Regions from separate parts of the Homo sapiens genome. Here region 2 is linked to region 1. A link is a loop called in an ENCODE intact Hi-C map of the cell type or tissue named here. Cell type or tissue: endothelial cell of umbilical vein. All regions are shown on one strand. Each heading gives the region's core, and the rest is flanking DNA. Links, peaks and the distances in the headings are about the cores only. Region 1 overlaps SMCHD1 (structural maintenance of chromosomes flexible hinge domain containing 1). Region 2 overlaps LPIN2 (lipin 2).

Region 1 (4,401 bases), core at 250-4,249:
CCTACATCATTGTATATTAATGACCACAGTTTATTTGATCAATCCTTAGTGAAAATTTAGTTCTTTTCTAAAGTTTGTTTTTATCAACAGTGCTTCCATTAGCTTTCTTCTATGTATAGTCAGCCCCCCATATCCGTGGGTTTCACATCTGTAGATTCAAAAATAATTAGGAAAAAAATTTCATCTGTACTGAATACATACATTTTTCTTGTCAGTATTCCATAAACAATACAACAACTATTTTCATAGCATTTTAGTAGTTATTACTAAGTAATCTAGGGATGATTCAAAGTATATGGAGTATGTGCATAGGCTGTATGCAAATACGACACCATTTTATATCAGGGATGTGAGTATGCATGGATTTGAGTATCTATGGGAGTCCTGGAACTAGTACCCCACAGATACCAAGGGATGACTATATATCCTTTTGCATATATTATTTCTTTAAGAAATTACTAGAAGCAGAATGCGTTAGAGATAGGATATGCATATTTTAAGCCTTTTGGTAGTTACTGCCAGTGCTCTTCAGTTTATATTCCTGCCAGAAGTATATGTCTATCTTACTCATATTAGCAACACTATATGTGTGAACACTTTTAAAAATTCTAACCAAGTATCTGATTAAAAATTTATTTTTGTCGAATATTTTTTGGTTTTAATCTTTCTAAGATTGTTTACCGACCATTTCTTTTAGAATTTTCATTTTTTTCTTAAAAATATTAGTGCTCTTTGGTATATAAGTACTTTTTCATGAGATGTTCTTTTGTTTTTAGAACTTGCCTTTGTTTATATTGGAGGGGCAGATCATATTCACAGTGCTATCTCTGATATCCTTAATTTCTTTAATTTTTGATATATCTGGATTTTATTGACCCTTTTTCAAATCCATTAATTTTCTTGATATCTTTTCAGTAATTCTAACAGTACTAATAGATATGAAATGTTACCTTTTCTTGTATTTTTGTTGTTGTTCATTTCTGTGTCTAACTCATTGCAGCATCACATTGTTTCAGTAAAATTAGGCTTATACGGTAGGAGCCTGCCAGCTGTACCTGGCCTGAAGACTTGTCAATTGGTCTGGCAGTGACTGACCAGTACAGCATTTTCATTGTAATTAGTTTCCAACATTTAAAGTTCTGGAATTTTTACATAAAAATCTGCATTTCTAATTTATTTGGTGAAATCTAAAGATCTGTCAACACTGGGTGAGGATTCTCTTAGCCAGCTGTATGTGCACCCTGAACAGTGACTGCTCCTGTCAGTGTGTCTGGTTTCCAGTCAGCCGCTTCCATGCCACTTCTTTTCATTTATTGACATTGAGGACATGTGTATTTACCACTTATATTCACACTTGTTCTTCCTTTTTTATTATAGTGGAGAATAAAGTAAGATTTTCTTGTGCTCTAACAAAAATTAGGTAATGAAAGCCACGTTGAAAAACAAAGGGGAGTGGGGAGACATACTTAACATGCAGAGTGGATTTGTGTTGGAAGAAGACATCTAGTCTTCTTTCTAAAGAAAGTTTTCTAAAGAAAACTTTACCTGTTTTCCTGTTTAGCTATGTCCAGTTTTCTTTTTTTTTGGAGACAGAGTCTCACTGTCTCACCCAGGCTGGAGTGCAGTGGCGCGATTGCCCCTCACTGCAAGCTCTGCCTCCCGGGTTCACGCCATTCTCCTGTCTCAGCCTCCCAAGTAGCTGGTACTACAGGCACCCACCACCACATCTAGCTAATTTTTTGTATTTTTAGTAGCGACGGGGTTTCACCGTGTTTGCCAGGATGGTCTCGATCTCCTGACCTTGTGATCCACCCGCCTCGGCCTCCCAAAGTGCTGGGATTACAGGCGTGAGCCGCCGTGCCCGGCCTGTCTCCAGTTTTCTTGGCCCCCTTATGGTCATTTGAAATTGCTAAACCTGCTGTATATACTCCTGAGATTCAGACAAGAGATTTAGCTATTCCCCAGCAGCTGTATATAAAAATCTCTTCACATCATGCATGTAAATTGTACTCTTACCACTAGAGGACCCTGATATCTCACTGAATCAATAGAAAACTCAAGTCCTTCTTGGCTCCTGCCTCACATATTGATTTAGTATGTCTGGAGCAGGGCTCTAGAATCTGATTTTTAAAAAGCAGGTGATTCTTATCATTAGGGAAGTTTAGGAAACACTGGTCTAGAGCACAACCAATGTTTGTAAATGTTCCACATTATTGCTTTGTTTAAAGTTACAATCTAAATTTGTAGTTGCTTAAGTTTGTTAATTGTGCTATTCAGATTCACTGTATTATTTGCCTACATGATCTGGACATTTCTGATGGCAGTGTCTAAGTTTCATTCTGATATGCATTTGTTTGTTTCTCATATGCCAAATTTCCGTTTATACTTGGATCCAGTTTGGGACTCTTCATTTCTGTTATTCTGTTTATCCTTTTTTCTTGGTAGGTATGCATCAGGGATTAAAAACTATAAAACTTTGAGATAGGAGATTCCTCTTCAAACAAGATAAAAAGGAAAAGATTATATTTAACTACATTAAAAGTTACACTTTCTGCGGGGCACAGTAGCTCATGCCTATAACCTTAACACTTTGGGAGGCCAAGGTAGGATTGCTGGAGCCCAGGATTTCAAGACCAGCTTGGGCAACATGGCAAAACCCCATCTCTACAAAAAATTTAAAAATTAGCCAAGCATGGTGACAACGCACCTATAGCCCCAGCTACTCAGGCAGCTGAGGTGGGAAGATAGCTTAAGCCTGAGAGGTTGAGACTGCAGTGAGCCATGATTATGCCACTGCATTCCAGCCTGGGTGACAGAGCAAGACCCTGTCTCAAAAAAAAAAAAAGGTTACACTTTATGTACGTAAGCATATCTTAAACAGAATTAAAAGAACAGTGACAATGTGTTGATAATTGTTGACACTGGATAATCAGGTTTATTATCTGATTCTGTAGTAGAAAAAAAAAGTTTTTAAGGTAGTAAATTAAGGAGAAATATTGATTTTGCTGTATGCAGTCATGTCATCACTTAATGACGGGCATATGTTCTAAGAAATACATCATCAGGTGATTTCATTGTTGTGCAAATATCGTAGAGTATACTTAAACCTAGGTGATATAGCCTACTATACACCTGGGCTATATATCACAACCTATTTCCTTTTTTTTTTTTTTTTTTTTTTTGAGACAGAGTCTTGCTCTGTCACCCAGGCTGGAGTGCTTTGGCGCACTCTTGGCTCAGTGCAACCTCCGCCTCCTGGGTTCAAACAATCCTCCCACCTCAGCCTCCCGAGTAGCTGGGACTACAGGCGCGTGCCCACCACACCCAGCTGATTTTTGTTTTTTCAGTAGAGACAGGGTTTCACCATGTTGGCCAGGTTTGTCTCGAACTCTGACCTCAGACGATCCACCCACCTCGGCCTCCCAAAGTGCTGGGATTGTAGGCATGAGCCACCACACCCAGCAGCATAACCTGTTTCTCCTAGGCTACAAACCTGTACAGTATGTGACTGTACTGAACACTGTAGGTAATTTTAACATAATAGTATCTGTGTATCTAAACATAGAAAAGGTATAGTAAAATACAGTATTATAATCTTTTGGGACCACCATTGTACATGTGGTCCTTTGTTAGTGAATTGTTATGTGGTGCATGACTGTATGTTAGATACATATAATTAAAGGACTGATATATTGAACAGATTTCTAAAACCTCCTAAGGAACTACTTGCAAATCAATTAAAAAAAAAAGACAAACCGGTAGAAAAATAAATGGGCAAAGAATATGAGCAGGCAATTAATGGAAAAGAAAATATAAATAACCTGTAAACATAAGAAGCATGATTTCAGTACCACTCAGGGAGATGTTAGTTAAAATAATAATGACTGGTTGCTTTTTAATTCCCCTTTTTAGAAAAAAATATGATTGATATTAAATGTTGGCCAGCATAAGGGGAATTGGGCACTCCCATATACTGCTGGTGAGAGGATAAATTGATACAGCTTCTTATAAGGGAAATTTGATACTTACCTTTTAAAATAAACTTATACTTCTCATTATTCATCCCAGAAAACACATTTGCAGAGAAACATTTGGAGATATATTTTTGCTATGTTATAGATAATTGTTTAAAAATTGTAAACATACTAAATATTTGCCACCCAATGAATGAGTAGTATAGTATAGTGTACTATATACTATACTACTAGTATATATAGTATACAGTATATAGTATAGTATATAGTGTACTATATACTATACTACTAGTATAGTACTATATACTATACTATACATAAATTTTAAATTGGCATCTATACATTCACATGAATTGATCAAATCGAGTGCTGAAAGCAAGTTGCTAAAGTATATGTTACTTATTTTTAAAATGCAAATAGTATTTTT
Region 2 (4,401 bases), core at 138-4,137, 160 kb after region 1:
TGGTCCTAAAATTTTAGTGCTCACAACCACCCAATTTCTTCAACCCTTTGTAACTGGAATCTTTCCTTCTCCTTCTTTGCCAGTCTGATAACTAAGAAAATTTGAGTGATGAAGTTTAGGGAAGGAGAAAACTTGACGGTTCCTAGAACCTGCCTTTCTTCACCAGGCCCGCCACATGGCAAGTGAGCAGTATGTGGTAGGACACCACCAGGGACCAAAGAACTGGGAGAGGCGTGGCGGCTCCAACATCTGACTTCTGTTCCCACACATCCCCCCACCTTGGGCCCAGCCCCGCCCACATGCTGGGGCGGTGGGCAGAGGGCTGCCTGCCGGAGAGGTACCTGTGGAAGGCGGAGAACAAGCTGCTGGGGGACAGCATCAGGGGGCCCCGGGGCAAGATTGTGCCCTTGTCATTGACCCAGTGCAGGTAGCCACGGGTCATGTCGGCCATGCCGATGGCACGAGCCGAGCAGTACAGAAACTTGTAGCCATTCCTGAAAGAAAACACACCCTGTTAGCCCACATGTTCTGGCTAAGGGAAAAGAAAACAAAAAACAAAAAAAAAACCCCACACTTTTCTTTCTTTTTTTTTTGAGTCTCACTCTGTTACCCAGGCTGGAGTGCTGTGGCGCCATCTCGGCTCACTGCAACCTCCACCTCCTGGATTCAAGCAATTCTCCTGCCTCAGCCTCCCAAGTAGCTAGGATTACAGGCATGGGACACCATGCCCGGCTTAATTTTTATATTTTTTAGTAGAGACAGGGTTTCACCATGTTGGCTAGATTGGTCTTAAGCTCCTAACCTCAGGCAACCTGCCCACCTCAGCCTCCCAAAGTGCTGGGATTACAGGTGTGAGCCACCATGCTCAACCCATACTTTTCTTTTAAAAGATCCAAATAAACTTCCTCTCATTTACTGTGAAAACCAAATTCTCAAATTTAGCAGGAAACTGCTTAGGATTATAGAGGTTTCACCTTCCATGGAAAACGTGGGAAAAAAATGGAGGTACAGGCAACTAAGGATTATGTTAAGTTTGTAAGTACTGATATAAAATGTTCAGCATCTAGTCCATGAAAGCCAGATTAGAGGACAGAAAAAACCTTGGACTATCTTTAAATTACCCACTGTGAAGAAAAAATATAGGGGATATTATTTATAAAGGCAATGTGCAAGATGCAAACCACTCCATCAGACAAGAAGCAAAATTATACCCAGGTAACTGACATATTCGTAATTTTCATATTATGGTATTCTCAACTAATGCTGAAGACACTGAGATTCTTCAGATCAATGTAATATATGTATTAGGAACCCACAAACGCCATGGCACGGCTATCTTCCCCTCAAAGGGTGCCCCAAGAGAGAGCAGCCCATGCAAGAACTATTTCCCTCATGCATGCGTGCACTATCTACTCAAAGAAATACAATTTTAAGGCTGGGCGCAATAGCTCATGCCTGTAATCCCAGCACTTTGGGAGGCCGAGGCGGGGAGATCACCTGAGGTTCGGAGTTCAAGACCAGCCTGACCAACATGATGAAACCCCATCTGTACTAAAAATACAAAATTAGCTGGGCATGGTGGCATGTGCCGGTAATCCCAGCTACTCGGGAGACTGAGGCAGAAGAATCACTTGAACCCGGGAGGCGGAGACTGCAGTGAGCCAAGGTCGCGCCATTGCACTTCAGCCTGGGCGACAAGAGCAAAACTCCATCTCAAAAAAAAAAAAAAAAAAAAAAAAAAAAATTTAAAATACCCAGAAAATAAACCAAAAATGAAAATCAGCTATCTTATTAAATTCTAGCTAAAAAAATAACTGTCATTCTAGTTATAGATGTAGGTAGTGCCTGAAACACAGCACTGTGAGGATTAACTGAGATGACACAGGTTCGATGCCAATGCCAGGTGCACACGGCTCCCACACCATCAACAGGAAAGGAGTGAGGAAGAGCGGGAATGCTTCAGCATAAACACATGACTCATGTGGACTGAAGACTTACACCATTGTTCTATAGTTCTTAAAGCAAGCTTCCAGCTCACCAGAGCGAGTTAACGTGGGGAGGGTACCTACTCATTGATGGAATGGTAGAGCTTTGCTATACCCTGGTGGGTCCAGTCTTTGCCCAGCTGTGGGAGAATCTGTCCCAAAGCATCCGACCTAAGAAGACGGTAGAAACAGGAAAAGCTATCAGGAATCAAACACATACAGCGTTTTCCTATTTGGTTGACTATCAGCTGCCAATAACTAATTGGTGGCGGGACACTCTTGAAAGGGGATTTAATCACAGCTTCAAGCAACTGCAAGGCCATCCCATGCAAACGCACCCACTGAGGTGCTTCTGAAAGCGGAGTCTCACGAGCGCCAGATGTGTGTGTTCGGAGGTAACTGACTGCCACACTTTCTCTTTTCCTCCGCCCCAATGTCAAGGGGCTTGTTTTCATATCAGAATTGAAACCAAATAACTAATCTTTCCAAAAGTGATTTTTGACATTTGTTATGCACCCTCACCATCTCCTCCATGCAAAAAAATGACCCCATGTGGACTGTACTGGGGACGCCTCAGAGCATATGGCTTATAAAATGCCTTGGCTGAGGGCTTCGAGCCCCAGGTGAGGAACTCCCCACCACACACTGCCTGCCCCTCCCTGAGCACGGGGCTGTTCCTTGCCACCCACCTGAAGGATTGAGCTTACTTGGTTATTGTCCCATCAATATCAGAAATGATGATCTTGTCATTCCAGTTCCACAGGTAAATGGTCCCTGCACAGCGACAGGTGCCTTGATACTGGGTTGTAATACTAAACACAACATCATTTGGGCCATCGTGGAGCTTCAGTTTTGCCTTTTAAAAAAGCATAAGAATAAAGAAAATCAGCTGAAAACATAGTTTGAAACGATTTAAAAATTTACAGAACAACTGGTGTCTCGGAATCCCAACAAGAGGCAGGATGGTTTCCGGGGTCTTAGACACAGCCCACCCTGTGCCCAGCGCAGCTGACAATGCTGAGGGAGCCACTGCCTGAACAGTATTTTGGGGTTCCAGGGACTTCTCTGAACACCCACAAAGCAAAAGGTCTACTACTCTTACTCCACACCTGAGAATTACTGCTTTAGCCACAGCCTGCTCTGGTCCCAGCAAGACCTTTTCATACCGAAAATGGGTCAAAGGCAGGGTGTAAAATAAGAGGAGAAATTGTGTCTAAAATGTCATTTCTCTATTGCTGTGGCTCCTAAGAGACAGTACCTGGCTCAGCGCTGGGTTAGCTGTGTACGACTGACTCTCAAGAGATGGAGGAAGGAGGTCTGGGGTGGGTGGCAGGACCCAAGCCACAGGTTCCCCAGGTGGGCCTGATAGCTCTTGGGGGCGGCGGTCGTGGTTCCACTGTGGATAGGCATTGACACGACCATGCCGTGTGGCGTGTATGCAGCTGGGGACGTGTGGACAGAAGAGGATGTGCATCAAATTAAACCATTACTAAAATAAGTCCTACTGGACAACACAGATCATGCAAGACTCACGATCTGGTCTGAGGAGAGGCGGAGAGACTTCTTATATGAAGTTGTGCTGCCGTGGCTCAGGGGCTCTGTGGGGATGGGGTCCACTGTGATGGATTCTTCGAGCTCCTGTGATCCCTCGTCACTCGAGGAGTCATTCTCGGCCGGCCTGTTCAACATTAGCCCAGTTACGGAAGAGGCAGCAGGGCATTTTATTGATGAGAGCTTTTCATTTAGGATCAAGAAAATAAAGATATCCTAAATCTTTTCTAGGAATGGGTAGAGTTATCCCTTCTGCCATTCTCCCATATCCACAGCTCTGTACGCCTGAAATATTCATATTGTTAACTGATAAGGCCACTTTCATAACTGGCAAGCACTTACTTTCTGACTATGACCTGCTATTTTCTGCTATGCCCAGTGAATGCTAGAAGGTCTACTGACTCTTGTTGAAGAGGGTATGTATGTTTCACAAGGCACAAATCAAAGAAAACATAATCGCTTACAATGATTTAACAAACTCCGGCTGGGTGCGGTGCCTCACACCTGTAATCCCAACACTTTGGGAGGCCGAGTTAGGAGGACACCTTGAGCCCAGGAGTTTGAGACCAGCCTGGGCAACATAGGGAGACCCAGTTTCTACGGAACATTTAAAAATTAGCCAGGGGTAGTGACACTTGTCTGTGGTCCTAACTACTTGGGAGGCTGAGGCAGGAGGACTGCTTGAGCCCAGGAGTTTGAGACCAGCCTGGGCAACACAGCAAGACCCTGTCTCTACAAAATACAAATTTAAAAATTAGCCAGGCATGGTGTCCCACACCTGTAGTCCCAGCTACTTAGGAGGCCGAGGCAGGATTGTATGAGCCGAGGAGCTATGATTATGCCATTGCACCCCAGCCTGAGTGAC

The links. Peaks named below come from ENCODE experiments on the same cell type or tissue, not always from the same donor. Only the 100,000 strongest peaks of a DNase experiment are listed, where the experiment ranks them.
Region 2: a loop joins it to region 1, with 4 times the contacts of the local background. A loop is called at or near these places in 3 of 110 quality-filtered maps.

The regions. Positions count from the first base shown.
Region 1 is chr18:2,764,426-2,768,826 of GRCh38, forward strand. All of the region lies in intron 37 of SMCHD1 (structural maintenance of chromosomes flexible hinge domain containing 1), which reads left to right. Among named protein-coding and RNA genes, the nearest start is that of EMILIN2, 80 kb to the right of the region's middle. In endothelial cell of umbilical vein, for the core only: a CTCF peak has its summit at 2,010 (motif pointing right); a DNase peak (open chromatin) is centred at 2,026.
Region 2 is chr18:2,921,706-2,926,106 of GRCh38, forward strand. It overlaps LPIN2 (lipin 2), which reads right to left. Exons shown (of 20, transcript NM_001375808.2): 14 at 3,519-3,663; 15 at 2,693-2,841; 16 at 2,070-2,156; 17 at 342-494. Among named protein-coding and RNA genes, the nearest start is that of LPIN2-AS2, 43 kb to the right of the region's middle. In endothelial cell of umbilical vein, for the core only: no CTCF peak of the experiment used is centred there; a DNase peak (open chromatin) is centred at 1,956; H3K27ac peaks cover 468 bases.